Linked DNA regions of Mus musculus: all the other regions are linked to region 5. A link is a loop called in an ENCODE intact Hi-C map of the cell type or tissue named here. Cell type or tissue: heart. All regions are shown on one strand.

Region 1 (4,000 bases), 460 kb after region 5:
CTTCTGTCAAGTTGACACACAGAACCAGCCAGTACAAACATCAAATTTGTTCAAACATGAGGCCTGAATATTTTTTTTTCATCAGTGTTTTCCAGATAGGGTTGTTCTGTGTAGTGCTGACATTCCTGAAATTCACTCAAAAGACCAAGCTGTTCTGAAGTACAGAGATCCAAGTCTCTCTGACCCATAACTGTTAGAATCAAAGAAATATACCACCATAGGCCCCATAAATACTTTTAATTATATATGTGTACATATATACATACATATATGTATATATACATACATTTTTGTTTATATGTATACACACACATATATAATTTTACTAGCAGTGTGTGTGTGTGCATGCATGCCTGCCTGTCTGTCTGTCTGTCTGTCTGTCTGTTTATGTCCCTGTGCTCCTCTCTTCTATATGAGCTTCATGATGTCAAAAGAGTTGGGCTGGTCCTCTAGAACTGTGCTTGTGAGCCACAATGTGAATGTTAGAAAACAAACTCATGCTCTGTAAGAATTTAATTACTCTCAACTACTGAACAATCTCTTTAGCTTACTGTAAGCATAGATTTTTAAAAGGAATTTGGCCACACATCACATTGAATGCAGAATGTTTCTATGGGAGAAACTTAAAGGATTAAGTGACTATAAAATGATAGTGTAGGCAATAAAGCTAAAACTTCCAACATGGTCTAAACAAGCATATAAGGCCTGAGAATCAGACTATGGTAAACTTTCTGTAAGTATGCCCGGGCCGCTAACACCATGCTGAATGAGGCTTTCTCTAGAGTCTGCATGTTCAGTTTGTGCCTACCTCCTTCTCTTGAATTAACCAATTTCACTAGGAGGAAATGGAAACTGCGGAACAGTTGAGGTTTCATCCTCACAGATCAGCTCCTCTCAGGTGAGTCAGTTCCCTCAGTCAGTACACTCACACATTGAAAGCCTAGCAGTACTTATGGTTGCTGGCAATGCCCTTCCCTGCAGCCTTCAGGAGTACAGACTAGTCATGAGTTCATTCTAAACAGACATGCCAATCAAGTGTCCAGGTGAATGTATTAGGGGTATTGTTTAATACTGCTTGATGACTCTAGTTTCTCTAAGAGGAGCTGTATCCCTGGCTTAGCACACTGCCTGGAATACAAGAATTGAATAGGAACTTCCCATAGTCTCTGCACTGAAACAGCTTCCTCATCAATCTGTATACATCGTGGAAGCATGAAGCCTTCCTTATAATGGGTGTGTACCTTTGTCTCAAACACAAACTGCCCAGCAATAAATCTTCCTAAGAAGAGATGGGCATTCTCAGTACTCCATGGTCCCAATGCAGCTTCTTTACTACACTGAGCTCACTTGACAATCGTAGGGACATATTTCTAACACCTTTGTATTCAAGGAGGAATCATCTCAGTGTTCTGCTTAGAAGTGAGGGAAGTTCAAGACAGATAACAAATATTTAAATCGTCTGAAACATGAATCATGGCGTGATCAGGAGAGAGGAAATTCTATAAGGAACATCAAAGGGAACAAGGGAAATCCTATAGTGCACAGTGTACCAAGAGTCAGTAGACTCACCAGTGTGATCCCAGGAGCTCTGCACCTCCTGCTGGGAGATGGGGAGGAGGAAAGCCTGTGCTCAGAGAACACCCGGTGGTGACTAGTTTTGATTTCCTGTTCTTCTTCTTTTTTTTTTTTTAATTATTATTTATTTATTATATGTAAGTACACTGTAGCTGTCTTCAGACACTCCAGAAGAGGGCGTCAGATCTCATTACAGATGGTTGTGAGCCACCATGTGGTTGCTGGGATTTGAACTCCAGACCTTTGGAAGAGCAGTCGGGTGCTCTTACCCACTGAGCCATCTCACCAGCCTGATTTCCTGTTCTTCTGTTTTAAGCACCTGAGATGCTGCATGTCAGGCGGGATCACCAAGCGTGGTTTCATTAAAGAAATGCACAGTCCTACATTACCGTCCTGCTTCCTTATTTTTAAGTAAAGCAGACCATGAAAGCATGATTTCCCATGTGTTAGTATGATTTCATAAGTAGGTTTGAGCTTTAAAATCACGTTTTAGCAGAAATAACTAGCATGATTAACATTACTGAGAAAGGCTCGACTCACAGGCTAACATCGCATGCTGAGACCACAGCACTTCAAAAAAGCCCGAATGCCCTGTGGCTGCCCATGTGCAGAAGACTGTTTCTTTCTAATTCCACTTGCTCACAGTAGGGCAGGTACCCAGGCAGTGCACAAAACCCATTTGGAGTGTTCCTGGAAGTCCTTTGCACTGACTTGTGGGAAATGTAGTCCCAACAATTATGACATCACCAGAAGGGGCTGTCAGTATTGAACTTCCGGGTTCGTTCTTAAACCTCGCTTCTCCCCCAAAGTTAGGGGACTGTCCTGCTCAGAACTGGGCTTGGATCTCTGACATGGAGGTTGGTGCAGGGAGCAACGCCGTCCTGCAGATCCAGAGGGACTGTGCAGGGTGGCGGGTCGGGCGCGGAGGGAGCTGACTCAGGCTGGTTGGGAGACAGGGGAAGCTGCTGACCTGGAGATGCTGTGCTGACCTAGGATGGGCCACTGCCCCCGGGAACAAGATTGAAGAGGAGAAGGTTGGAAAACAACAGGATGGCCAGGGCAATCTGGTTCTGCTGACTGCCTGTGCCTGAGATGCTGAAGGGAGCGCACTCAACTTTGCTGAAGAACATGCTCTGCCTAGCTGACCCGTGATCACATGGCTATAGTCAGATTCTCGGGATTTACAGAACTTCCTAAATTTCCTAGTGTGCTGGAACAGAAAGTCTTGTGAGGGCAACTGTTGTGTGGAATGTTAGTTCCTATTCCCTTGGAATGAATTGTTAGATTTATGGACGCCTCCGTTTGAATAGGAATTTCTAATAGACACCGCTGTGACCTGAATCATCACAATACATGGCTGTATAGCCACAGAATAATCTTGGAATTGGTATGAACCCGTGTTTGCACAATCCAAATAATTAACCTTTCTTTCCCCTTACCTCTGGTACGTGGGCTAGAGGGAAAGTTGAAGCGTTCAAGAACTCTAATTAAGTAAGTCTTGAAATTTCTAAGCCTACAGTATGATGTTTTCTAGTTCCATCCATTTGCCTGAAAAATTCTTGATATCCTTATTTTCAATAGCTGAGCAGTATTTCACTGTGTAAGTGAACCACATTTTCTTTATCCATTTGTTCATCGAGGGATATCTGTATTGTTTCCAGATTCTGGATATCATGAATGAAGTTGCTCTGAATGTAGTTGAGTAAGGTGCCTTGTAGTTTGGTGGAACATCTTTTGGGTATATGACCGTGGTATAGCTGGGTCTTGAGGTAGAACTATACCCAATTATCTGAGGAGCTGCCAAATTGATTTCTATAGTGGTTGTGCAACTTGACACTCCCTCCAGCAATGGAGGCGTGTTCTCCCTGATTCACATCCTTGCCAGCATGTGCTGTGGCTTGCGTTTTTGATTTTGGCCATTCTGCTGGGTGTAAAGTAGAATCTCAGTCACCTTGGTTTGCATTTTCCTGAAGGCTAAGAATGTTGGACCTTTTAAAGGTCTTTCTTGGCCATTAAAGATTCCTCTATTGAGGAATTCTCTGCTTAGCTCTTTAACCCATTTTTAAATTGGCTATTTGGGTTGTTGGTGTCTACCTTTTTGAGTTCATTATATTTTTTGGGTGTCACCCCCCCCACCCCCATGAGGCATAGGGTTGATGAAGATCTTTTCCCCTTCTGTAGGCTACCAATTTTTTCCTATTGACAGCGACCTTTGCCTTGCAGAAGCTTTTCAGTTTCATGAGGCCCCATTTATTAGTTACTGATCTTAGTGCCTGAGCTATTTGGTGTTCTGTTCAGGAGGTTGTCTCCTGTACCAGTGTGTTCAAGGCTACTTTATACTTCCTCTTGTATTAGACTTAGTGTATCTGGTTTTATGTTGAGGTCTTTGATCCATGTGGACTTGAGTTTTTGCAGGATAATAAAT
Region 2 (4,000 bases), 100 kb before region 5:
GGCAAAACTCTCATACACATAAAATCATAAAATCTAAAATATTAAAAAAATAAGCCACCACACCCATCTTCCCCCTGTTAGCCCAGGGATAAAGCTGACTATGGGATGGGAATATTTGATAATCATTGAAGGTGAGGCTGACTTAGATGACCCTTCTGGAGGAGGACAAAGATTGCTGTTATTTGTGTAGTTAGTACTTTTTATTCTTAGTGAAATAGCAAAAAGGTATCCAGTGTGATAATCCCTGATCGGAATAGAATGGCACTGTTGTTCTCCCAGAGTTGTAGAGACAACGGCAGTAAACTTTTCTGCCTTCACTGGGGTGAATATGGAATAACTTTCCAACATTACAGCATCATCACGAAATTGCTCCGGAGTATACCGAAATTGCAGACAAAAAAAAAAAAAGCTGTCATTGAAATATCATTTGTAAAAGGTTTTACAACCATATAATTGTGCAAATGTGTACCATTCTACCACCGGGTAGCTGTCCTGGAACTCAATTTGTAGACCAGGCTGGCCTCGAACTCAGAAATCTGCCTGTCTCTGCTTCCCAAGTGCTGGAATTAAAGGTGTGCGCCACCACCGCCCAGCCATGTATTTCAAGACTAGTCAAGAACAGCAATAAGCGGTTGATCCCTATGCCAAGAAATGAAATATAAAAAGGAAGACACTGGGAGCAAGTTTGTAAACCTGTTAATTCCCATTTGTAGTAATTAAAATGTGATTCATCATGAGAGATATTGATGGTTTTATTCCCTATCATAGGTACAGAATGATTGTCTAATAAAAAAATATAGGAGTGTCTATGAAAGCAGACTCTTCAAAAGAGTAAATGTTCTAGTTTCCTGTATATCAGGAATCAGAATTTTCAAGAACATGTGAGTAACTCCCACTGAAAGTTGTAAATCAGAGAATGAAATACTGTTCTCAAGCCATGGAAATAATGATCTCATTAAGATATGCTTCACTGGGACTGGAGAGATAACTCAGCATGTAAGAGCACTGACTGCTCTTCCAGAGGTCCTGAGTTCAATTCCCAGCAACCACATGGTGTCTCACAATCATCTGTAATGGGGATCTGATACCCTCTTCTGGTCTGTCTGAAAACAGCTACAGTGTACTTGTATAAATAAAAAAAATCTTAAAAAAGAAAAGAAAAGAAAAGAAAGAAAAGAAAAGAAAAGAAATTGATATACTTCAAGTTCCAAATCCACACTGCTAGGCGTCTCAGCTAAATAGATATGGATAATGGAACCTGATGTGGCCACCTCCTGTAGCCAGGCAGGATCCTCCAGTGGAGTGATAAGAACACTAACCCAACCACAAAAGTTTTGATCCAAAATTTGTTCTGTCTACAAAAAATGTAGGATCAGAGACTGAGGGAATGGTCAACCAATGACTGGCACAACTTGAGACACAACCCACGGGCAAGAACCAATCCCTGACACTATTAGTGATATTCTGGTTATGTTTGAAGACAGGAGCCTTGCATAACTATCCTGTTAGAGGCTCCAGCCACCAACTGACTCAAACAGATGCAAAGACCCAAGTAAAACATTGGATGGAGAGATCTAAGATTATCTTGACAACTACATCATGTTTCAAAGTATATGGGGAAGCCGACCATTGCACCTCCACGTTGTTCCGACCTCCTCTTTCCTACCAACCTGGGAACACTGTTTTTACCTCTTGTCTCTTCACACCAGTAGACTGTTGTCTTTGCTCCAGAAATGTCACCAGCTGTGGCTTAGAGTCAGCAAGCTCTGTTCGTAGGAAAAGGAAATGAGATTGTATAAGAGTTGGTCTACAGGGAATTGATATGACCCTTAAAGTAGTGTTTACAAGTAAAGAAAATTATTTCCTTAAAATGATTTCTGACAAGAGTACCAGAATACATATAGGGACATACAATATCCAGATTCTAAGTTTTATTTAAAGGGAGAAATATTAAAACTGAATTGTTAAGCATTTTAATTAATAAGTGTACTCCAAGCCTCATGCCCTTGAATTTCTAATAGGAGAAGATACTTCTAACACAGAAAGGTTAAACATACAAAGAGAAAAACAGTGAAGTGGTTCTTAGCTGTACAACAACCTAATTTTTTTAAGGATATGAAATGCTCCTATAAGACATTTTACAAGGTGAGGAAGCTGCATGTTGATGGTGAGATACAAATGCTCTACAGATGCAGTGCTCACCCAGGAACACAAGGTGGCTGTAATTCTCCAGCATCACATCCCTGTACAGATGCCACTGAGCAGGCTCCAGGCATTCCCACTCCTCTGCAGAGAAATCAATGGCCACATCCCTAAATGATAGCATTTCCTGAAATGAAGACCAATGAATGATATCACAGTTTAAATTAATTAAAACCACTAAAATCATTTAAATACCATGATGAACTCTGCTGGATAGTTCTCCCGTCAAGTTGACACTATTATTTGAGAAGAGAAGAATATTTGAAAAAAATGTCTCCAGGAGATTGTCCTGTAGCCAAGCCTATGGCATTTTCCTAATTAGTATTGATAACAAGATATCTACAATATGGGTGGGATCCCACCGGGGAGGTGTTTCTGTATGGTATAGGAAAGCAGGCTGAGCAAGCCATGGAATACCAGCCAATAAGCAGCGTTCCTGTGTGGTTCCTGCGCTGGTTCCTGACTTGAATTCCCTCAGTGATGATCTGTTACCTGAAGATGTCAGCTGAAATGAACCCTTTCTTCTCCAAATTGCCTTTCCTCATGATCTTTATCACAGTGGTAGAAACCTTTACACGGGCATCATGTGCCTGTGGACACAAATCTAGATTCTGTAAGGATGAAAGAGAGCTAGACCTGTTTCTCACATCACTGAGTAATATTCTTCAGACACATCAAAGGTACTCATATGACCTCACAATGGACCCATCTTCAAAGGAAAACAAGGTAAAAGATGCTATAAAACCATGTGGGCTCTATACATTGAAGACAGGTGAAATGTAAAATAAATACATCCACAGAAGCATCCATTTAATGCCATATGCTTATTATAAACCACACAAATAAACAGTTCTCACAACAGAAAGTCCTGGTGAGGGAGAAGGTTCTTGTCAACACTAAATATACACAGCCATGAATGTGAAATTATATGAAAATACAGACTTTAATGAGGTGGCTCTGGCTGTCATCTGGGTTTCTGCATTTGTCCAGAATTCAGCAGCGACACAAAGCACAGTGACAAGGGACAGGAGATGGAGGAGGCAAGGGGTAGAACATTAAAGGAAGAACTCACAGACTAATATCATTCAAGGTTCTGAACATACGGGGAAACCAGCATGCAAAGGACTAATCATACTGAGAATTTAACATAGAACAGAATTCACTGTTCCTTGTCATGTTCCATTTCTGTGTTTTCTCTAATGGGTACTGGTTGATGTTTGTGACATTTCTGAAGTGTGTTTTACACATTTGACAGCATGTATCAGTGTGCTGTAGTTGAGCAGCATGTTTGCTATGCTGTCTAATTATTTCAAAATTTTTTAATTTCTATATTCATGTCTTATTGAATAATGCCCCAGATTGGCCAACGAGAATAGTCATATTATTTTTTTATTTATACATGAAAATATCAGCAGTTTATGTATTAGTGGGGTCCTTTAAAATAATTGTATAGATAAGCTTTGATCATTTTTCTAAGTATTGTTGTGCTCAACTCAAACAGTATGTTATCGGATTCTAAGATGTAGCCCACATGATCCTTATACACATCCAGCATTCAGGGCAACAAGACTGCAAGCTTCTCTCTCTCCCACTGTTCCAGAGCGTCCATTACTCAGGAAGGCCCAGAACCTTGGCTTCCTGACATCAGTAGTCCATGGTAAAAAATATTTGGCCTCCTTCTTCTATAAGTTACAACTCTGTATTTTTAGTTTAAAAATAGCTCAACAATTTCAGTGTGAGATGAGAACATGCTGACACTCTGAGTGTCATGGTGAATAGCTTCAATCCCAAGATGAGG
Region 3 (4,000 bases), 110 kb after region 5:
AAAAATACCATAGAGAAACCAACCCTACTAGCGTGAAGCATGTGGCAAGGACTTCCAATCACAAGAGAAATCATATGGGAGACAAACCCTCCAATTATGAAGTATGTAGCCTGCTCCTCTATTGTCCATAATTACTTTCTGAACACAAGAGAAAACACACAGGTTAAAACCCTACAATTGTTAAGTGCAAGTCAACTTCTTTAGAATTTGCCAGATTTTTTCTACTCGTTTAATGTGGAAAAGCCTTTTCTATAAATATACACCAGTGTTTACACACGTTAACTCATAATGTGGTGACATTTACAAATACAAAGAATATGTACAAACAAGTGTTCAACACAAACTTTAGGGATCATCAAAAATTCATTTTGGAGAGAAAACATACAAACCTAAAGAATGTGGCAAATACATCAGAAGTTCCAAAGCATGATCTGAACACCGGATAATTCCTACTGGAGAGAAACATTATAATTGTGGAGAATGTGGCAAAACCTATTACCAGTCTTCTGGTCTTAAACAACATTCAAGAATTCATCTATGAGAGAAACCACACAAGTGTGAAGAATGTTCCAAAGTCTTTTGTACTTACTAAGAACTTGTAAAACACCTCATAATTCATACGAAACTGAAATGCCACATGTGGAAAATGTTGCAAACCATTTATTGAACTTTTTATATATCTCAACACGAGGTAGTTCAAACTGGAGTTAAATAATGCAAATGTTAAATATTCATAATATGTTAACACTTCTTCATACACTAAAAGCTTCCTGCTTACTAGAAACCATATAAGATTGAGCAATGTGGTAAGTAAAGACTTTGGAATCATTCACACAATCATGCCAAAAGTAGAGCTGTCAGATTGTGTGTTCTCTGGATTTGGGGCTGATCTTTCCTGGGTGTGTTTTGTTTCTTCTGTTTTAGAATAAGAATACTTATTCTATACCAGTGAGTAGTAAAATTAGTGTCTTGTTCTTATGTTGTAAGAGCTCACACATAAGAGATTGCCTTGAGTCTCACGTGACACATGGACTGTGGGCTTTCATAGTGTTGTAATTATTAAATCTTTTATGGACCTTTCAAGTTCTAGCCTATTTTATTTATGAGTTGAAAGTAAGGTTGGGGAGAAGGGAAGAAATGTTAAGATTAGACATTTGTGGCTAAAGCTAGCATGATGACTTTGGGAACAAACTTAGTTGCTAACAAGACCTATACCCATGTTAGTATTCCAAGTACCCATGGAATACAAAGGGGTAATTACCTCTGAATGTTGTCCTCTGATCTTCATGCATGGGCTGCCACACATACACATGTACATACATACATACATACATACATACATACATACATACATACATACATACATAAATGTGCCCAGACAAAATCCTAAATTACGTTTTGAATTATGTTTGTATTTTATGTAGACAGGGGTCAAGAAGTAATGCTTGTATCTCAGTTGTTAACTCCATGAATTCGAGCATCATGTGAGGAGCAAGCCTCTGACTATTGATTCTCAATTTCTTGATTAGTTTAATTGACGTCAGAAGATTGGTGATTGTGGTTGGAAGCATGTGCTGGAAATGCTGCAGTGTAAGAAAATACGTTGATGGCAAGTATCCATCAATCTCCTGCTTCCTGACTGTGTATGGAACATGATGAGCTTCTTTAAGTTCCTGCTGTCATAAGTTTCCCATCATGTATTGTGGTTGGAGTAAGAATTGCTCTAAGTGTTCATAGAGTTGAATGCTTAGTCATCAGGCAGTAGCACTTCTTTGAAAGGATAAAGAAGTGTGGCATTGTTGGAGTAATGTGTCATTACGGGTTGTATTTGAGGTTTCAAAAGCTCAGATGTAGTGTCGCTCTCTTCTTAATAACTATAGATCAAAATGTAAGATTCTCAGCTACTTCTTGAGCATCAATATATCTGTCTCTATCCACCATGTTCCCTACAATATGTTTTCTACAATAATGATAACTTACAAAACTTTTGAAACTGTAAACAAGCCCAATAAATGCTTTACTTATAAGAGTAGCCTATTTTATTTATGAGATGAAAGTAAGGTTGGGGAGAAGGGAAGAAATGTTAAGATTAGACATTTGTGGCTAAAGCTAGCATGATGACTTGGGGAACAAACTTAACTGCCAACAAGACCATACCCATGTTAGTATTCCCAGTACCTATGAAATACAAAGGGGAAATTACCTCTGAATGTTGTCCTCTGATCTTCATGCATGTGCTGCCACACATACAAATGTACATACATATATACATACATACATACATACATACATACATACATACATACATACATACATGTGCCCAGACAAAATAAACCTAAATTATGTTTTGAATTATGTTTGTATTTTATGTAGACAGGGGTCAAGAAGTAATGCTTGTATCTCAGTTGTTAACTCCATGAGCTCTAGCATCATGGGAGGAGCAAGGCTCTGACTATTGATTTGAATTTGTTTATTAGTTTTATAGACGTCAGAAGATCTGGTGATTGTGGTTGGAGTGGCCCACAATTTTTGCATGATCTGTGATAGGGAATCTCAATGAGGAAAGATCCCAATAAGACTTCATCTCAGGATTGCTTCTTGCAGCTGACAAGCCTGTCCTTTCATTATTAAATTGATATAATAATCCTGAACATCTAGCCCACCCTACTGAGCAGATTTTCTACAGGTCAATAAAAAGGCAAACTTTCAAAAATTAATTCTGTTGAAACAATAATTTTACAGAATTTCTGATTTGATTCAAATAATCATTGGAAGAAAGGTTTTTTTGTTTGTTTGTTTTTGTTGTTGGTTTTTGGTTTTTTGAGACAGGGTTTCTCTGTGTAGCCCTGGCTGTCCTGGAACTCACTCTGTAGACCAGGCTGGCCTCCAACTCCTGCCTCTGCCTCCCAAGTGCTGGGATTAAAGACGTGCACCACCACTGTCCAGTCAGAAGAAAGTTTTAAGAGACAGTTTTAGTTGTTTTGCTAGAAAGATAATAAAGTTAGACTGAAGAATAGAATGTACCCACTCCTCATAATAATAATTAAATGCTGCATAATTAGGAATAAAATGAGCTTTCATGGTTACACTAAAAAGAGAAATTGGCTTGTGAAATTTTTTGTTCAAGAAAAAAAATTCAAGTCCAAGAATAAAGCCACAGGTGTGCTGTTGCATGTAATAATTAAAAATCAATCCACGCTATCGCTGCTATGCTCTGGCTGTGGTGGTCTCCCCGCCCCCATGTCTATCCCCACAAGCCTGCCTCCAAACCTGCTCACATTCCCAGTCATCTGCTCCCTGTGGCTAGCTGTCACAATTCCCTTAACCCAGTAAAATCAAAACTCTAGAGGCTTGTAAATTATCAGTCAGATTTATAACAGTAAAATTTCAACCCATAAAACGTCTACACAGTCAGCTCAGAGCCACTTGATATTGATACAAGCTGCCCATCTAGATTGGACAAATTGCCCTATTTTATTCTATGCTCTTTTATGATATTCATAGCTACCTGTGGCTATTTCAAGCCATACGGATCTGGTTGGTCCTCTTCCTCCATCTTCTCTGTCCTTCTTCTGTCTATCCCCTGCCCTCTCTCTCTCTGAAACTCTTAGCCCCTCCTTCCTATTTCATTGCCCATTCACAGACTCTAGCCTTATATTTCACTGGCCCTCACCTGCATATCAACAGCAATCCATAGTGTGCTCTATCAAAAAGCAAGACCATATGAAACTGTTGCTTTCCAATTATAATGAGCATATACAATGAAACACTGCTTTAAACTTGTTATTGACAGTGTTCTGTAACTCCCATTTTGTGTAACATTTGATCTACAATGCAATTTTCTAAAGAATTTTTTGTCTAAGAAGGTATTAAAGGGCCAAAATAAAAAAAGCAAAATTTAGTAGCTTGAGGGTAGGAGCTCTGCCTATTCCATCCATCTAAATGTTGTGATGTAGCCATTATCTAGAAATAAGAACAAAGAAGGAATGCTGGCTCTACT
Region 4 (4,000 bases), 200 kb after region 5:
CCTGTGGAGCTGCCTGCAAGTCAGTGCTGCAGAGATGCAGCTATCCTGAGTTCTTTCCTAAGATCAGTAGGTGTCTTCCTGCTGCTGTTATCTTTCATTCATCATGTTCAAACTACAGAAAAGGCCATTTGAAATTCTAGGTAATTATTGAAAGAATGGCTCTAAACGGGGAACCCTAATTCTCCATATTGAGGCAACAGGAAAGGTGCCCTAAGCCTAGACCCCCGTCCATGAAAGACTCTATTCTTCCAAAAGTGTGAATTCATCTGAAAGGAGAAAGTCCAGTGGGAAAATAGCATTTAAGGAGAGCTTGACCTCTGTTTACTTTTTTTTCCCCATGGTCTCCCTTGAGCTTGTTATTTCTCTAAGGTCTCAAGGACAGGCACCTGGAGTTCTGCAGTTCCTCAGCAGGAGTGTTGGTTTTTAGAGACACAAAGGCAGGGAGGATGTCTCCTCAGAATGTCCTCATTAAGGGGGAGTTTTATGGGTAGTGCCATTCTAATGCTAGAGGTGGGGGGAGGGAGTTTCAGGCTGCTGCAGGAGGACACAGCACAGAAACCAGCTGTCTGTGTAGCATACTTGTCTAGGGCTAGAGGGAAGATGGGAGCTTCTGGCCAGGGGGGTGGGGGGTGGGAGCAAAAAATGCAGAGACAAACTGTGCACAACACTAAAGTATCTCTCTAGTATCAGCAATTCGGAGGTTACAACACATGCTTAATCACTGCAAGGAGAACTAAGTAGGAAAAGAGAAGTTGAGTTCTCCACAGTGATAAAAATACCATGGATAGTGGTAGCACATGCCTTTAATCCCCGCACTTGGGAAGCAGAATCAGGGGGATCTTTGAGTCCAATGCAAGCCTGGTCTACAGAGCAAGATACCCCATGCCTAATGCAGAGAGAAATTCTACAATGGATGATGGACCAGAAGTCCGTACAATGCTAAGAACTGTGCCCTCCTTGGGAGAGAAGCAGAAGAGATACTCACAGGCTCAGAGACCACCTGCTGTTAAACACTTCTCTGTTTGTGGTGAACCAGGGAGACGTGGGTGATGTTCTGGTATAGTTCTCATAAAATTAAAGTTCTTATGCAGATTAATGAATGAAAGTGTAAGCAAGGGACAAATGGAGAGATCAAGGATCCACCAATGGATTCTGGAAAGTCTTCACATGTAAATGTGAGGGTAGTACTTATAACCTCGTTCAGAGATTTTTTTTTTTTAACGTCTATGTCTCTGACCTACCTCCTTCACTGTATGGATTCCAGTGCTCACAGGAAAGTGTTTTTGTTTGTTTTCCCAGCTGTGGAGTCTAATGCATGTATGCTCACAGGCTTGTCAGCACACATGGAAAAATGGAGTATGTACAAGTTGAGCATTAAATTAAGTCTTCCTTCATTCTAGGCACGTAGTCTACCCCCTTTGCTAGTTTTGTACTTTGTATTTTGAGACAAGGTCTCTGTAAAGTGCCTAGAACGCTTTGGATTTGTAATCCTTTCATTTTAAACACCGAAGTTGATGTCAAAAAGCATCTCTAAGTAATAGCACTCACTCCACTTTAGCCTCTTGTTTCCTTATTTTAAAGTACAATTAAATGATTGTCAACTTTTGGTGCAGGTTCCAATTTTATAATTAGTAGACGAGTTTTTAAACTACAGTTTGACCAGATACAACTAATAACCCCTCCTATCAAAGCCTCAACGGATGTTCTAGCACGTCCGTTTTACAACCGGAACTTTTAAAGCAGCCTGACTGTGGGCTTTTGTCCCAGTGCTGACACCTCTCCTTTCTTTCCACCCTCCTCCGCTGTCAGTAGGGAGAACACAGAACTCTGGGAAATGTAGTCGTGCCCTCTGTGACGTCACAAGCAGCCGCTCTGCGAACCGCACTTCCGCATCCCGTCTGCAGACGTTTGTCTTCCCCTAAGTTAGCGGTGCTGTGTCCTGCTCCTCGCTCTCGATCGGATCTCTGACATGGAGGTTGGTCCAGGGAGCAGTGCAGCCTGAGGGAATGTGCAGGGGAGTGGTCCAGCTTGGAGGGAGCGGAGCCGAGGTGGACCAGAGGCAGGGAGAAGCCGAGTTGGTGATGCTGTGCTGCTGACCTAAGCTGGGCCAACTGAGCCTGGATGCAAATCTGGGTGGGGAGAGCAGTATGGGGGTGGCGCTGTGAGTGAAAGCTTTGTTAGGACGCGGCTGTATACGCTTCTGGGGTGGGAGAGCTGGCTCTGTAGCACAGAAATGTGGAATGGTGGAAGGTTCAGTATTGCCCCCCCGCAGGGTGGGCCGGCCCTCTCCTTGCGCCAGAGGTGTAAATGGGAGCCCACATTCCTGCTTGCCTTAGGAAGTCTGTTGGCTGTGATCACTTGGCCACTTGACTGTGGTCAGATTTCTCAGAACTTCTAGATCGAGTGGAGATCTGGCACCTCCTATTTATGGCCAGCCTAATATTCTTGGTTTGAGTTAATAGCTGCTCCTCGTTTCCAGGGACAGAGTTCTGCTAAGGAGGTTGGTGTATAGGATGTTAGTACCATTCTCTTTGGAATAAATTGTTAGGTTTTTTTTGGTGTGTTGTTTTGAATGAGAATATTTCATGGCCACCTCCGTGATCTATATCTTCACACTTAACACTCACATGTAGAGACAGTCTAATGTTCTAAAGGAGAAGGCTTATTCAGGATATTATTGATCCTACATTGTAGAGTAAAATACTAGAAAATACCGTATCCACTTATGTCAGAGATTGTGTAATGTCAGAAGCTTGGACTCCTTTTCTGAAACAAATGAGGGGGTGATGGGAGCAGAGAGATGGCCTGGAGATTATTAGTGACTTCGGGGAAAGGACTTGAGTGTCCCTGGGGAGGAGAAGTGACCTTGAATACCTAACAGTGTTTACGTTGCTCTTCAATTGTGAGCTTCTCTTCTATCTCTGGACACTGCACATCTAAACCTCCCTTAACAACTACTCTATCACTGCCCCGACTGTGGCACTCAGGTTCCCTGTTGCTCCCTGAACATTTGCCAGTTTATCCACGTCAGAAAGATTGAAAGGTGAATTTGAAGAGCTTTTGCTCAGTTAGGGTCCCTTGCCCATAATAGACTCCTTGGCCTGTCTCTTGTATAGTTTTGTAGTTCACAACACTTTAAGTCAAATCAAGTGTTTGTGTGGCATTAAAGCCTATTATTCATAAGGAACATGGGTTTTAAGCCACCTTCAGTATGAATATTTCTGTGGACTATGTAACTGTTATGTAAAAGACAGAGACTTCCTAGTTAATGTCACTGGCCTACAGGACAAGAACAGCATTGTGTTTTCCATTATCTAAAGTGGGAAGAGTACACTACCTTGTGAACCAAAAGTGGTTTCCTAAGAAGTAGGCATGAAGCAGAGGCATGCTGTCCTGTAACTTACAGACCTTTCCAGTATATATACTTTAAACACACCTGTGATTGAAAGAAACCAAACCAAACCAAAACTGAAGCCTCTTCTTGGAGCATCCTTGTTATCTCTGCATTGTGAAGTGAAGGCGGGGGATTAGGACTTCAAGGTCATCTTCCATATTATAGATTACTCAAGATGAACTTAAGCTAAGTACGATTCTGTGTAAAAATTATTAAAGGTTTTAAAAAACAGTTCATGGATACACTATTTCTGATGGCTTCTGTCACTTGGCTTAGTACCAGCCTGACAGAATTCCGTCTAACTGACATGGCTCACATTTAAAACATATACTTGAGAAGGTTTATTGACTGTATTTGATGTGTACTTTAAAAATCTCCTGCTCACATGCTTCTGTTAAAGGCGTTAAATTTTGGTGATCAGATAGATAGTCCTCTGCATTACTGTGTGTGTAGGGACTTTACGCTTTGTCTTGCTTGAAGATTCCTCCACATTTGCAGGGAATGTTTATTTTCTCTGATTGTTCATTTGTATTAGTTTCTGTTGGGACCTCTTGATGTGTCTTCTGGTTTTCCTGGAATTCTTCCCATTTGTGCTTCTTAAACATT
Region 5 (4,000 bases):
CAGGAGGTAACAGATATTGGCCACTAGGCTCGAAAGCTAGAGGTTTTTGTAGAAAAAGGGTCTGGAACTGGGGGAGGAATCGGCGCAGTTACACACAAATGGGCAATTTAAACATCAGAGACCAGTATGTGATAGTAACTCTAAAGGGAAGGTGTTTATCTTGGTCGGCAGGACATCTGGCTAAAACCCAAACCATATCAGCAGGTGGTCCATTACTATCTTTAGCTTGTCCAGAGATTGTCCTTTCGTGCCTTTCTTATCTCAATGGATAGTTGGTTCCTGGGATGACTTTACAGCCTTTGTTCTTTGCTCTAAGCCCAAAAAAGCCCTCCTAACTAGCAAGCCACATGAGACATGGACCTTGAATAAACTTTCTGGCTAGGGCTTTAAACTCTTGAATTTAGTTTTCTTTCTTTCATCATTAGTGGAACCCCCTGAAACTCCTGCACTAATCGCTGTGATTTTTGCCTTTACTAAGTTGCAAAGCTGTCCTTTTAATCTCTACTTTGATTCACAATATGTAGTTAATCTTTTCCCAGCTATTGAAACCGCTACTCTGGTTCTAAACAAAGCTACCATATCTTCACTTTTATTTAAGTTACAACTTTTATTTCAAAACAGAACCTCCCTGTGTTTTTTATAAGTCATTTATGGACACGCATTTATCTGGGCCCTTGACAGAAGGCAATTGGCTAGCTGATCTTGCTATACAACCTTATATTTGTACAGCTTAGAGCAAGCAGAAGCATTATGCTATCAAGTAGTTTAACAAGACAGGCTGTCAGGCAAGAGCCATTTGTCCAGAAACCCATCATTCTTTGCCTACGGGAGTTAATCTCAGAGGACTCAGACCTAAGGATCTCTGGCAAATGGACATTATGAATGTTCCTTCTTTTAGCATACGTTCTTTTGTCCACGTTTGTGCAGGAACCTTCTCTCATGCCATAGTCACCTGGGCAAGGACAGTATTATTAGAAAACAAACTCATGCTCTGTAAGAATATTACCTACTCTCAACTACATAACAATCTCCTTCGCTTACTGTAAGTGAACATAGATTTTAGAGGAATTTGGTCAAATCTCACAGCTAATCCAGAATGTTTGTATGGGTGAAACTAAAATAATCAAGTTTTTATAAAATGATAGTATGTCTGATAAAGTTGAAACTGCCAACATGGTCTAAGGAAACATATAAGGCCTGAGAATCAGACTGTGGTAAACTCTCCCTAAGTATGCCTGGGCCCCTAATATCATGCTAAATGGGGCTTCCTGTATGTTCAGTTAGGTTCTGCATGTTCGTTTTGTTCCTATACCATATTAGTTCCTCCTCTTCCTCTTGAATTAACCAATCCCACTAGGAGGAAATGGAAACTGCAGAACAGTTGAGGGTGAATGCTGCATCCTCACAGATCAGCACCTCCCAGAGGAGTCAGTGCCCTCTCAGGTAGGTTTACATGTAACAGACACAAACATACATGCACACACACGCACATGCACATGTACACTGGAATCCTAGACATGTCCAGAAATGCTAAGGCCTTATGGTTGATGACAGTGCCCTTCACTGCAGCATTCAGGAGGAGTACAGACTAGTCATGACCTCATTCTAAACAGACATGCCAATCAAGTGTTCAGGTGAATGTACTGCTTGACTCTAGTTTCTCTAAGTGGAGCTGTATCCCTGGGTTAACACACTGCCTGGAATACAAGAATTGATAGGAACTTCACATAGTCTCTGTTCTGAATCAGTTTCCCTGTGAATCAGAATGCATCACAGAAACATGAAATCTTCCTTGTGATGGATGGGGTTCATACCTTTGTCTCAAGCATGAACTGCACAGGAATAAACTTTCCTAAAGAAGTGAGGGAAGTTCAAGACAGATACCAAATATTAAATAGTCTGAAACATGAATGATGGCATGATCAGGAGAGAGAGGAAATTCTATAAGGAACATCAAAGGGAACAAGGGAAATCCTATAGTGCACAGTGTACCAAAAGTCAGTAGACTCACCAGTGTGATCCCAGGAGCTCTGCGCCTCCTGCTGGGAGATGGGGAGGAGGAAAGCCTGTGCTCAGAGAACACCCGGTGGTGACTAGTTTTGATTTCCTGTTCTTCTGTCTTAAGCACCTGAGATGCTGCATGTCAGGCGGGATCACCAAGCGTGGTTTCATTAAAGAAATGCTCAGTCCTACATTACCTTCCTGCTTCCTTATTTTTAAGTAAAGCAGACCATGAAAGCATGATTTCCCATGTGTTAGTATGATTTCATAAGTAGATTTGAGCTTTAAAATCACGTTTTAGCAGAAATAACTAGCATGTATAATTAACATTACTGAGAAAGGCTCGACTCACAGGCTAACATCCCTTGCTGAGACCACAGCACTTCAAAAGAGCCCGAATGCCCTGTGGCTGCCCATGTGCCTGTTTCTTTCCAATTTCACTTGCTCACACTTAGGCAGGTACCCAGGCAGTGCACCGAACTCCTTTGGTGTGTTCCTGGAAGTCCTTTACACTGATTTGTGGGAGATGTAGTCCCAACAATTATGACGACTCCAGAAGGGGCCGTTGGTACCAAACTTCCGGATTCGTTCTTAAACCTTGCTTCTCCCCAAAGTTAATCGAGTGTCTTGGGTTTGGATCCCTGACATGGAGGTTGGTGCAGGGAGCAGTGCGGTCGTACAGATCTGAGGGACTGTGCAGGATGGCGGGTCAGGCGCGGAGGGAGCTGGCTCAGGCTGGTTGGGAGACGGGGGGGGGGGGGGGGCGGGGGGCGAGGGGGCCGCCGACCTGGAGGTACTGTGTTGACCTAGGATGGGCCACTGCCCCTAGGAGCAGGATTGGCCGGGAAGAATGTTAGAGACAAGGGGATGGCAAGGGCAGGCTGGGTCTGCTGACTGCCTGTGCGGAGATGCTGAAGGGAGCATTCTACTTTGCTCTGCCTAGCTGACCCTTACTCATGTGATTGTAGTCTGAGTCCCAGCACTTACAGAACTTCCGGAAGTTCCAGGGACAGAGAGTCTTGTGAGGGCGACTGTTGTGTGGGATGTTAGTTTCTTTTCTTTTGGAATGAATTGTTAGATTTATGGATGCCTCGGGTTGAGTAGGAATTCCTAATGTACACCTCTGTGACCTGAGTCGTCACAATACAAGGCTATGTAGCTACAGAATAATCTTGGAATTGTTTTGAACTTATGTTGGCACAATCCAAATAATTATGGATTTTACACTTAAGCTTAAAATCACTAGACAGCAGTGCCCCAATAATACTATCTGAGTATATTTATTTTTTCAAAATTTGGACTGCATTTCTGATAGGATAGTACACTTGTGTGATGAGAGAAAGATCGCAGGGAGGGGCTGGAATGCCTGAAAGGGAAGGGAGAAAATATCTCTGCTAATAGGCCAGGCTCTGAACATTGTTCTCTTACCACATGATTTACTTCTGTCTGTTCACATTATCAGCAGTGACTAATCTCTTCTAAAAGTACTCTGTCCCTCAATGTGGCTTTCTGGTTTACTGATGCTTCCTGGATAGTTCTAGAAAGGATTCCCCAAGTTTTTGTACTGTCTTTGAGAGACTGTAAGATAAATTTCAAAAGCTGTAGCACACTTGGGGGTCTTAAGGTTTACACATAGTAGGTTCCTGTTCATGCAAAATGCACAGTTCTCCTCTTGAAGGGTTAAGAGAATAGTTTAGCCCAGAGCCATTTAATTGGCCATGATCTGAGAAGACAGATTTAGTTTAGTGAAAATTCCATACTCCAACTTGGAAGCAGTTTCATGGTTTTACAGAACAAATAATGTCATTAGCCAAGTAAATTTTAAAATACATTGATGTGAGTCTGATAGAGGTATGTACTGTGAGACATGGGAGATGTTCTATTCACCAAAGATACCATTTGATGAGATTTTAGCTTTTGGACTGATAGAAGCTCATGTTCTGCCTAGTCAGTGGATTCTGGGAGTTTCTTTTAAACTATTGTCACAAGCTGTGTGGTC
Region 6 (4,000 bases), 50 kb before region 5:
TTCCACAGCATCATGAGAGCTATGTATAGATCATCTACATCACAAGAACTATTTATAGATCATCTACTTTAAAAGAGGATTGTTGGAAGGTTGATGGACTAACATCACTGTGAAATCCTGAGGGTACAGTTATGCTGGTTGCAATAAGAAAAGCCCACCTATACGTTTGCACATACACCTTCTTGGTTTAATAACTTTTCTATTGTAATAAAACATTACAACCAAGACAACTTTTTTAACGGGGTAGGGTGGGGGTGTTGTTTTGAGACAGGGTTTCTCTGTACAGTCCTGGATATCCTGAACTTGCTCTGTAGATCAAGCTGGACCGGAACTCAAAGATCCATCTGCCTCTGCCTCCTGAGTCCTGGGATTAAAAATGTAAGCCACCACTGCCCAGCACCCAAGGCAACTTATAAAAGATTTTTACTGGGCTTATGGTTTCAGAAGATTACAGTCCAGAATAGTGAAATGCTAGCAGGAATTGCTGAGAGCTCACATCTTGATCCACAAGCAAGAGGCAGAGCTCTGAGAGAGGGTAGGAGTCTTTCTGACATCTCAAAGCCTGTCCCAAGTGACATATTTCCAACAAGGCCACGCCTACGACTCCTTCTCAAGCAGTTCCACCAAATGGAGACAAAGCATTCAAAGAAGAGCCCAGGGGCACCATTCAAACCACACCTTCAGACTGGGCTTTGGGAGTGGAGGTGTCCTGTATCCTGGAGTCTGCTGCATAGTATGGTTGTCTTCTACTGACTACATGTAAATGAAGTAGAATAGAAAGACAGGAGAAGTTAAGATCTGGGAAGAGAGATCCCCTCACTTGAGTTTGAAGCTTTTCAGCAGCTGAAAGTCAAACATTTTGACAGCTAACACTCAATGTGAAGGTTTCCAGCAGAGGCAATATTTGTCTTCCTTAGTAATACTTTCAAATAAAAATGTTACAATAGCCATGAATAGGGCTGGAGAGATACCTGAATGGGTAAATACGGACTGCCAGAAACTCTGTCAGTTAATAACAGAGTTCAATACCCAGAACTCACATGGTGGAAAGGGAGAATGACTCCCAGAAGATATCCTCTGACCTTGTAGGTCCTGCCATGTCAATGTGGCACAAACCAATAATCCTAGTCCTTGGGAGGTAGAGGCAGGAGGATTAGGAGTTCAAGGCTGGCTTCATTAAGGTGCTTACAAGGTGCCAGTCACAGGGCCCTGAGTGATCAGAGCTCCTCAATTCCATCTTTTTGTCTCTCTGACACACTGTAAGTACTTGGGTGAGTTTGTCTAGAACTGTTTGGGGAGGGTTAGGGAACCTAGATGCCACATTCTTCGATAAGAGTTGGTTTAGGTGAGTTTAGACACTGCAGATGATATGCAAAGACAGAACAGCTGGCCATTAAAGAGCGATGAAGACCGACCTCTTAGGATGCAGTATTATTTCCTCCCCCAGAGACATTTCAGCCCCCTCTCACCTGTAACCAACAGCCCTGTACCCACGCCTATTCTCACACCAATTTGTTTCTCCATTTTGAAAAGGAGTCCAAACGCAGTCTCCGAAGGTACTGGCTGATCTATTATTTTCTAGTACTTTTCACTCTACACTACAGAGTGAACTACTTGGTTGACACAAAACTCAAATCTTTCCCTTTAAGGGACTATTCTGCCCTCATTCATATAGGAGTGTTAGTCTTGGGGTTGACGTCACAACAGTGATCGCGAAGGACTTCTATTCAAAATAGTTCATAAATCTAACAGTTCATTACCAAGAAAATGGAACCAACATTCCAAACACCAACCGCCCTCCCAAAACTCCCTTCACTTGCAAATAAACAAGGTTATGAACTTTTGTCAACTCCAAGAGTCCTGGGCCAGCTATAAAGTAAAGAAAGCACCACACACCCAGTTGGTTCTAGATTTCCTGAGAAATCTGACTACAACCATGTGAGCCTGAGTCAGCTAGAGAGCAGAGTTTCCCCAGCCAAGCAGGAGAGTGCGCTCCCAGTCATAGCCTCAGGCTGTCATCAGACACCAGTCAGGGTGAAACCTGCCAGGACTTCCAGCAGTTCTCACTCCTGGGTCCTGAGCCAGCTCTCCTGCGCAGGGTGGACTCCAGCAGTAGCCTCGTGCAAGCAAAACGGTCACTCTCAGAGCCGACCCCATTGCCCTTTCCGCAGCTCTGACCTGGATCCAACGTGGGGTTGGTCCAGCCTAGGTCAGCACAGCACCCCCAAGTCCGCTTCTTCCCACCTCCCATCCACAAACCCTCGCCATCCATTCCGGACCCATCACCACGCGGACCCTCACGCCTGCAGGGCAGCGTTGCACCCTGGACGAACCTCCATGTGAGAGATGCAAACCGAGTACTGAGCAAGACCTTTTTCTTGCTCAACTTTGGGAAAGATGCAACTATGCAGACCGAGAGTAGAAACGTGGTTTCCTGACTGGCTCCTTGTGACGTCATATGGGCAAGACTACATTTCCCACAACTCTATGCGAAAGAAATCCCTTAGAGTGTAAGGGGTTGGGAGGAAGCAGTCAGTTTGTGTCCTGGTACAACCACAGGGAGCCAGTTGGCTTTTAAAATGCTAAATTTAAACCGGGCAGTGGTGGCGGCGCTAGCTTTTAATCCCAGCACTTGGGAGGCAGAGACAGGCTCTGAGTTCGAGGCTAGCCTGGTCTATGGAGTGAGTTCCAGGACAGCCAGGGCTACACAGAGAGGGGGGGGAAATGCTGAATTCAGTACAGGACACGTTTAAATGTAAATTGAGCCTTTGGCAGTAACCTTTAATAGGTTTGCAACTTATTTCTGTTCAATATGTTGCGATTTAAACTCAAAAGTGTACTTATTATGGAATCTTCTACATGTAAAGTTCACACTGATTCAATATTACTATAAAATAACTATATGTGACCTTCCTTGTAGTCGAACTGCTCAGGAACTTAAGACAGGAGGATCCCAAATCCAAGGCTAACCTGGGCCAAATAAAGAGACCTTGTTTCAAAATACAATGTACAAGTAGGGTTAGGGAGCAAGGGGTAAAGCCCTTGACTACAGTGGAGGCTTGGCTTAATACCAAGCATTACATATGCATAACTACTCCTTGTTCACCTGTGTGAGCCATACATGGATAAGACTCCACAACTGGATAACGTTTTCATGTGAACACTGGAAACTTCCATACAGTGAAGGGCATGGATCAGGGACACAGCTGTTTTAAATCATTGGACAAAGTTAAACATCCAGCTCTCTGATGTTAACTTACGAAGAAATCCTGAATTTATCTCAGGATCTTTTTTTGGTCTGTCTGTAAGTAGAGTGCACACATGTTCATCCACTAATTTGTGCTATACAAGAGCTTCATCCTCTTCTACCTGGTTTTTCATGAATGCAGGCAAGTATTGTTGGGGACAAGAAAAGAAACGTATTCTAAGTACTATGACGATTTCACTTTCAGATTTCATTAAATTCTAGAGAGAAACTAAATTCATAGTTCCAGGCCCTAGGGGAGCTGGGGACTTCCGTATAGCTGAATAGCTTCTGTTTTAAACAGTTGTCTGAGTCCAGCCATCTCAAGGGCAACTTCTCCATCTTGCTGGCAGGGTCATACAAGTTCATGTTCCCAGGCCCGTAAAGAACAGCTATCACTCACTTTTCCAAATGTTTTCTTAATTTGTTAACAGCTGTGTGTGTGTGTGTGTGTGTGTGTGTAGAGAGAGAGAGATTGCTATTATTTAAACCATGGTTTTACACACACACATATATACTACATACAGCTGACCCAGTCCTTTGTCTCCTTAGCACTCTAAGCTCCTAACCACTCCAGACCTAATGTCTAGGAGAACGAATTAAGGACCTTGAAGCCAAGTGCCCTGGATACCGCCCAGTCTCCAATGGTACTCCTTTGTTTAACCCATAATGTCAAAATACAATTGGTTAAAAGTGCAGCTCCCCTCCCCTGGTCCCCCCTGTTTTGTGTTCCCATCCTTTAAAAATGTTGTTCAA
Region 7 (4,000 bases), 600 kb after region 5:
CAGGGTTTCTATTCCTGCACAAACATCATGACCAAGAAGCAGTTGGGGAGGAAAGGGTTTATTCAGCTTACACTTCCACAGTGCTGTTGATCACCAAAGGATGTCAGGACTGGAACTCAAGCAGGTCAGAAAGCAGGAGCTGATGCAGAGGCCATGGAGGGATGCTACTTTACTGGTTTTCTTCCCCTGGCTTGCTCAGCCTGCTCTCTTATAGAACCAAGACTACCAGCTTGATGTAGAGATGGCACCACCCACAAAGGGACCCCCCCCCTGCCCACGATCACTAATTGAGAAAATGCCTTACAGCTGGATCTCGTGGAGGCATTTCCCCAACTGAAGCTCCTTTCTCTGTGATAACTCCAGCCTGTGTCAAGTTGAGACAAAACTAGCCAGTACAAAGTTGTCTACAACAAGTAGATATGAGTGATGTCTTTTAGATTTTCCAATTACACTGGACAGATTTTCAAAATATCCCTTTATGATAGTCTGAAGTTTTTGGTATCTGTTGTAAAATCTCCCTGTTCATTTCTGAATCTAATCATTTGGGTCCTGTTTCTGTTGGTTAGCTGGATCCAGTGTCCCTCAATCTTGTTTATCTTGTTTATCTCCAGCTCACTAAAGCTTGGTTTGACTGAGGACAGTATAAGCAAGATCGCCTGAGATGGAGGAGGGGATGTGGAGAAGAAACCCTGAAAAAACAAACACACAAAGAAAACCTGTGTGTATGTTGTGAATGCAAAACTCTTGTAAGGAGTCTGTGTGTGCAGAGACTGATGGCCCACGTGGAAGTTCACTGAGGGGCAGAGCCTGGAATTCTGCAGGTTCAGGGTTAGCTGTCTTGGGCTGATTTTCCCTTCAGGGACAGTCCTTGCCTCACTATGTAGTGGACCACACAGCTTGTTAATAGATAAAAACCTCTCAGAATCCACTGACTAGGCAGAACATGAGATTCTATCAACCCAAAAGCTAAAATCTCAGCAGATGGTATCTTAGGTGAATAGAATATCTCCCATATCTCAAGGTACATATACATACCTCTATCAGACTTACACCAATGTATTTTAAGCTTTCTTAGGTTAATGACATTCTTTGTTCTGTAAAACCATGAAATAGATTTCATGTTGGAGCATGGAATTTGGATTAATTAAACCTGTGTTCTCAGATCATGGCTACAAAAATGGCTCTGGACTAAACTATTCTCTTAACTCTTCAAAAGGACAACTATGCATTTTGCATGAACAGGAACCTACTATATGCAAATCATAAGTTCCCAAGTATGCCACAGGTTTTGAAATTTATCTTGCAGCCTTTCTAATACAGTTGAAAAATTTGAAGACTTCTTCCTAAAACTATTAAGGGTGCATCAGTAAACCTGAAAGTCACATTGAGGGACAGGGAAAATTTAAGAGAGTTCGAACACTGCCAATAATAGGAACATACATAAGAAAATCACATGATGAGACAATATCCAGATCCTGCCAGATTAAAGAGAACAATGTACAGAGCCTGGCAGATGAGCAGAGATATTTCCTCCTTCCCTTTCAGACTTTCCAGCTCCTCCCAGCGATCTTTCTCTCATCACACCAAGTCATCTATCTCTCACATCTGAAAAGAAGTCCAAATACTGGACAGAACACATACTCAGAACACAAACATACTCAGAACCGTTGAGGTATTACTGTCTAGTCATTTTTAATCTGTGTAAAATCCATAATTACATAGATTGTGCAAACACGGGATGTTACCAATTACAAGATTATTCTGTGGCTATACAGCCATGTATTGTGAGGAATCATGTCACTGAGATGTCTATTAGAAATTCCCACTCTAACCAAGGCATCCATAAATCTAACAATTCATTCCAAAGGAAAAGTAATTAACACCCCACACAACAATCACCGTCACAGGACTCTCTGTCCCTGGACACTAGGAACTTTAGAAAGCTGTGTGAACTCAAACAAGGAGTAGTCTCCAGGACATGACGTATAGGGGGCGGTAGATGTCCCCGTGTTCTGTATGTCCAGAGAATCTGACTACAGCCAGTGAGAATGGGTCAACTAGGCCGAGCACGTTTCCCTTTAAACATGCTTGAGCTCTGGTCAGCATCGCAGGCACAGGCAGTGTGCAGACCCTGCCTGCCCTTGCCATCCTGTAGTTTCTAACGTTCTCCTCATCAAACCTGTGCCCAGGGACAGTGACCCAGCCTAGGTCAGCACAGCATCTCCAGGTCAGCAGCTTCCTGTCTCACAACAAGCCCAAGCCGGCACTCTCCGTGCCCTACCCGCCACCCTGCACAGTCCCTCATATCTGCAAGATGGTGCTGTTCCCTGCACCAACCTCCATGTCAGAAATCCAAATGCAGCGCTCAACAGGACAACTGCACAAATTTGAGAAGCGACCTTTGACGAAAGAATATGGAAATTTGATGCTGACAGCACTTTCTGATGCCGTCACAGGGGCCGGGACTACATTTCCCACAAATCAATTGGAAGGACTTCCGGGAACCCACTGAAGAGGTTTTGTACACTGCCTGGATTACAGTCCACTGAGAGCAGGTGCACATGGACATGCACAGGGAATTTGGGCTCTTTTACAGTCCTTGGTCACGGCACGAAATGTTTGCCTGTGAGCTGAACCTTTCACATTAATCCCGCCTATCAGGTTTCCATGTTATCTCTGATAAAACATTTTGATTTAAAAACTCCGACCTACTATAGAATCTTATTAACAAATGGAAAATTCATGCTTTCATGATCTGCTTTATTTAAGAATGTGGAAGCAGGAAGTTAATGTAGGAGTGAGCATTATCTCTTTACGATTCTATTGAAACCATCCTAGTCGCTTAAGATAGAAGAATTAGAAATCAAAGCTAGTCACCAGCAGATGTTTTCTGAGCACTCCACTGGTTTTTCTCTTCTGTATGTCTCCCAAGGGGCGGGACAGAGTTACTGGGATCACAATGATGTGTGTACTAACTCTTTTTTTTCGAGGCAGGGTTTCTCTGTATAGGGTTTCTCTGGCTGTCCTGGAACTCACTCTGTAGACCAGGCTGGCCTCGAAATCAGAAATCTGCCTGCCTCTGCCTCCGGAGAGCTGGGATTAAAGGTGTGCGCCACCACGCCCGGCGTGTGTACTAACTCTTAATCCACTGTGCACTATAGGATTTCCCCCTGCCTTAGGTTTGATGTTCCTTATTGATTTTTCTGTCTCTGCACTGATCCTGTCATCGGTCATATTTGACAATATTTGAACATTAGTGTTATCTGTCTTGAATTTCCCTCACTTCTCCTAAACAGAACACTGAGATATTTTCTTCTTGAATACAAAGATATCAGAAATATTCATAATACTGTCTAATGAGATCACTGTATTAAAGGAGTTACACTGGAAACATAGAGTATTGAGAATTCATGTCTCTTCTTGGGAAGGTTTATTCTTGTGCAGTTCATGGTTGAGTCAAAGTTACAAACCCTGTTACAGAAAAGACTTCCTACTTCCCTGAATCCTAATGATTCAAAAAGAAGCTGTTTCAAAGAAGATACTGTGCCGAGTCCATATTTAATTCTTCTTTTCCAGTGAGTATGTTTATCCAGGAATGCAGAACGGCTTCCTCAAATTAGAAAAATTAGAGTCAAGGAACAATACATGTACCTGTACTTGATTGGCAAGTGTCATGACTGGTCTGTCCTCCTCCTGAATGCTGCAGTGAAGGGCATTGACAGAAACCACAAAAGTTAGTATTTCTGAGCATAGCTAGTTTTCCAATATATGTTATGTGTTGAGATCTGGTCTGTTGCTATGTATTGTAATGCTAAATTCTGTATCCAAGATCTAGTACTACAGCTGACTTCTCATATTTACATGGTTCTGTGGCACAAACCTTCATCCTTGATTTAAAACTATGGGATAAATCAAATTGGCTACAGCCAATTACTGGAGGGATTTGTGGAGGGCGGGTATTGAGTTACCTGGTAGGGGGTGGAGAAGAGAGAGAAGAAAG

What was found. A loop is a pair of places that touch in the nucleus more often than their neighbours do. Peaks named below come from ENCODE experiments on the same cell type or tissue, not always from the same donor. Only the 100,000 strongest peaks of a DNase experiment are listed, where the experiment ranks them.
Region 1: a loop joins it to region 5, with 6 times the contacts of the local background. A loop is called at or near these places in 4 of 42 quality-filtered maps.
Region 2: a loop joins it to region 5, with 2.8 times the contacts of the local background. A loop is called at or near these places in 10 of 42 quality-filtered maps.
Region 3: it touches region 5 in a loop (2.2-fold over the local background); 9 of 42 quality-filtered maps call a loop at or near these places.
Region 4: it touches region 5 in a loop (1.9-fold over the local background); 3 of 42 quality-filtered maps call a loop at or near these places.
Region 6: a loop joins it to region 5, with 2.3 times the contacts of the local background. A loop is called at or near these places in 3 of 42 quality-filtered maps.
Region 7: a loop joins it to region 5, with 2.1 times the contacts of the local background. A loop is called at or near these places in 2 of 42 quality-filtered maps.

The regions. Positions count from the first base shown.
Region 1 is chr13:67,267,463-67,271,462 of GRCm38, reverse strand. It overlaps Zfp458 (zinc finger protein 458), which reads left to right and starts at 2,395. Exons shown (of 4, transcript NM_001001152.2): 1 at 2,395-2,432. The coding sequence starts at 2,427. In heart, no CTCF peak of the experiment used is centred here; a DNase peak (open chromatin) is centred at 2,302; H3K4me3 peaks cover 1,266 bases; H3K27ac peaks cover 765 bases.
Region 2 is chr13:67,831,561-67,835,560 of GRCm38, reverse strand. It overlaps Gm10037 (predicted gene 10037), which reads right to left. Exons shown (of 4, transcript NM_001309374.1): 2 at 2,203-2,329; 3 at 1,690-1,766. The coding sequence starts at 2,326. Among named protein-coding and RNA genes, the nearest start is that of Gm10037, 2.5 kb to the right of the region's middle. In heart, a CTCF peak has its summit at 2,218 (motif pointing right); no DNase peak of the experiment used is centred here; H3K4me3 peaks cover 65 bases.
Region 3 is chr13:67,615,026-67,619,025 of GRCm38, reverse strand. Zfp729a (zinc finger protein 729a) reads left to right here. Exons shown (of 4, transcript NM_183146.4): 4 at 1-2,025. Among named protein-coding and RNA genes, the nearest start is that of Zfp729b, 7.3 kb to the right of the region's middle. In heart, no CTCF peak of the experiment used is centred here; no DNase peak of the experiment used is centred here.
Region 4 is chr13:67,524,052-67,528,051 of GRCm38, reverse strand. Zfp87 (zinc finger protein 87) reads left to right here and starts at 1,821. Exons shown (of 4, transcript NM_133228.3): 1 at 1,821-1,975. The coding sequence starts at 1,970. In heart, no CTCF peak of the experiment used is centred here; a DNase peak (open chromatin) is centred at 1,851; H3K4me3 peaks cover 1,930 bases; H3K27ac peaks cover 1,291 bases.
Region 5 is chr13:67,727,714-67,731,713 of GRCm38, reverse strand. Zfp65 (zinc finger protein 65) reads left to right here and starts at 2,541. Exons shown (of 4, transcript NM_145622.2): 1 at 2,541-2,653. The coding sequence starts at 2,648. Zfp85os (zinc finger protein 85, opposite strand) reads right to left here and starts at 2,452. Exons shown (of 3, transcript NR_027969.1): 1 at 2,012-2,452. In heart, a CTCF peak has its summit at 2,037 (motif pointing left); DNase peaks (open chromatin) are centred at 2,523 and 2,803; H3K4me3 peaks cover 1,407 bases; H3K27ac peaks cover 909 bases.
Region 6 is chr13:67,778,153-67,782,152 of GRCm38, reverse strand. It overlaps Zfp493 (zinc finger protein 493), which reads right to left and starts at 2,460. Exons shown (of 4, transcript NM_028402.2): 1 at 2,334-2,460. The coding sequence starts at 2,339. In heart, no CTCF peak of the experiment used is centred here; DNase peaks (open chromatin) are centred at 2,042 and 2,372; H3K4me3 peaks cover 1,272 bases; H3K27ac peaks cover 981 bases.
Region 7 is chr13:67,126,652-67,130,651 of GRCm38, reverse strand. It overlaps Zfp759 (zinc finger protein 759), which reads right to left and starts at 2,424. Exons shown (of 4, transcript NM_172392.3): 1 at 2,338-2,424. The coding sequence starts at 2,343. In heart, a CTCF peak has its summit at 1,995; a DNase peak (open chromatin) is centred at 2,371; H3K4me3 peaks cover 1,041 bases; H3K27ac peaks cover 928 bases.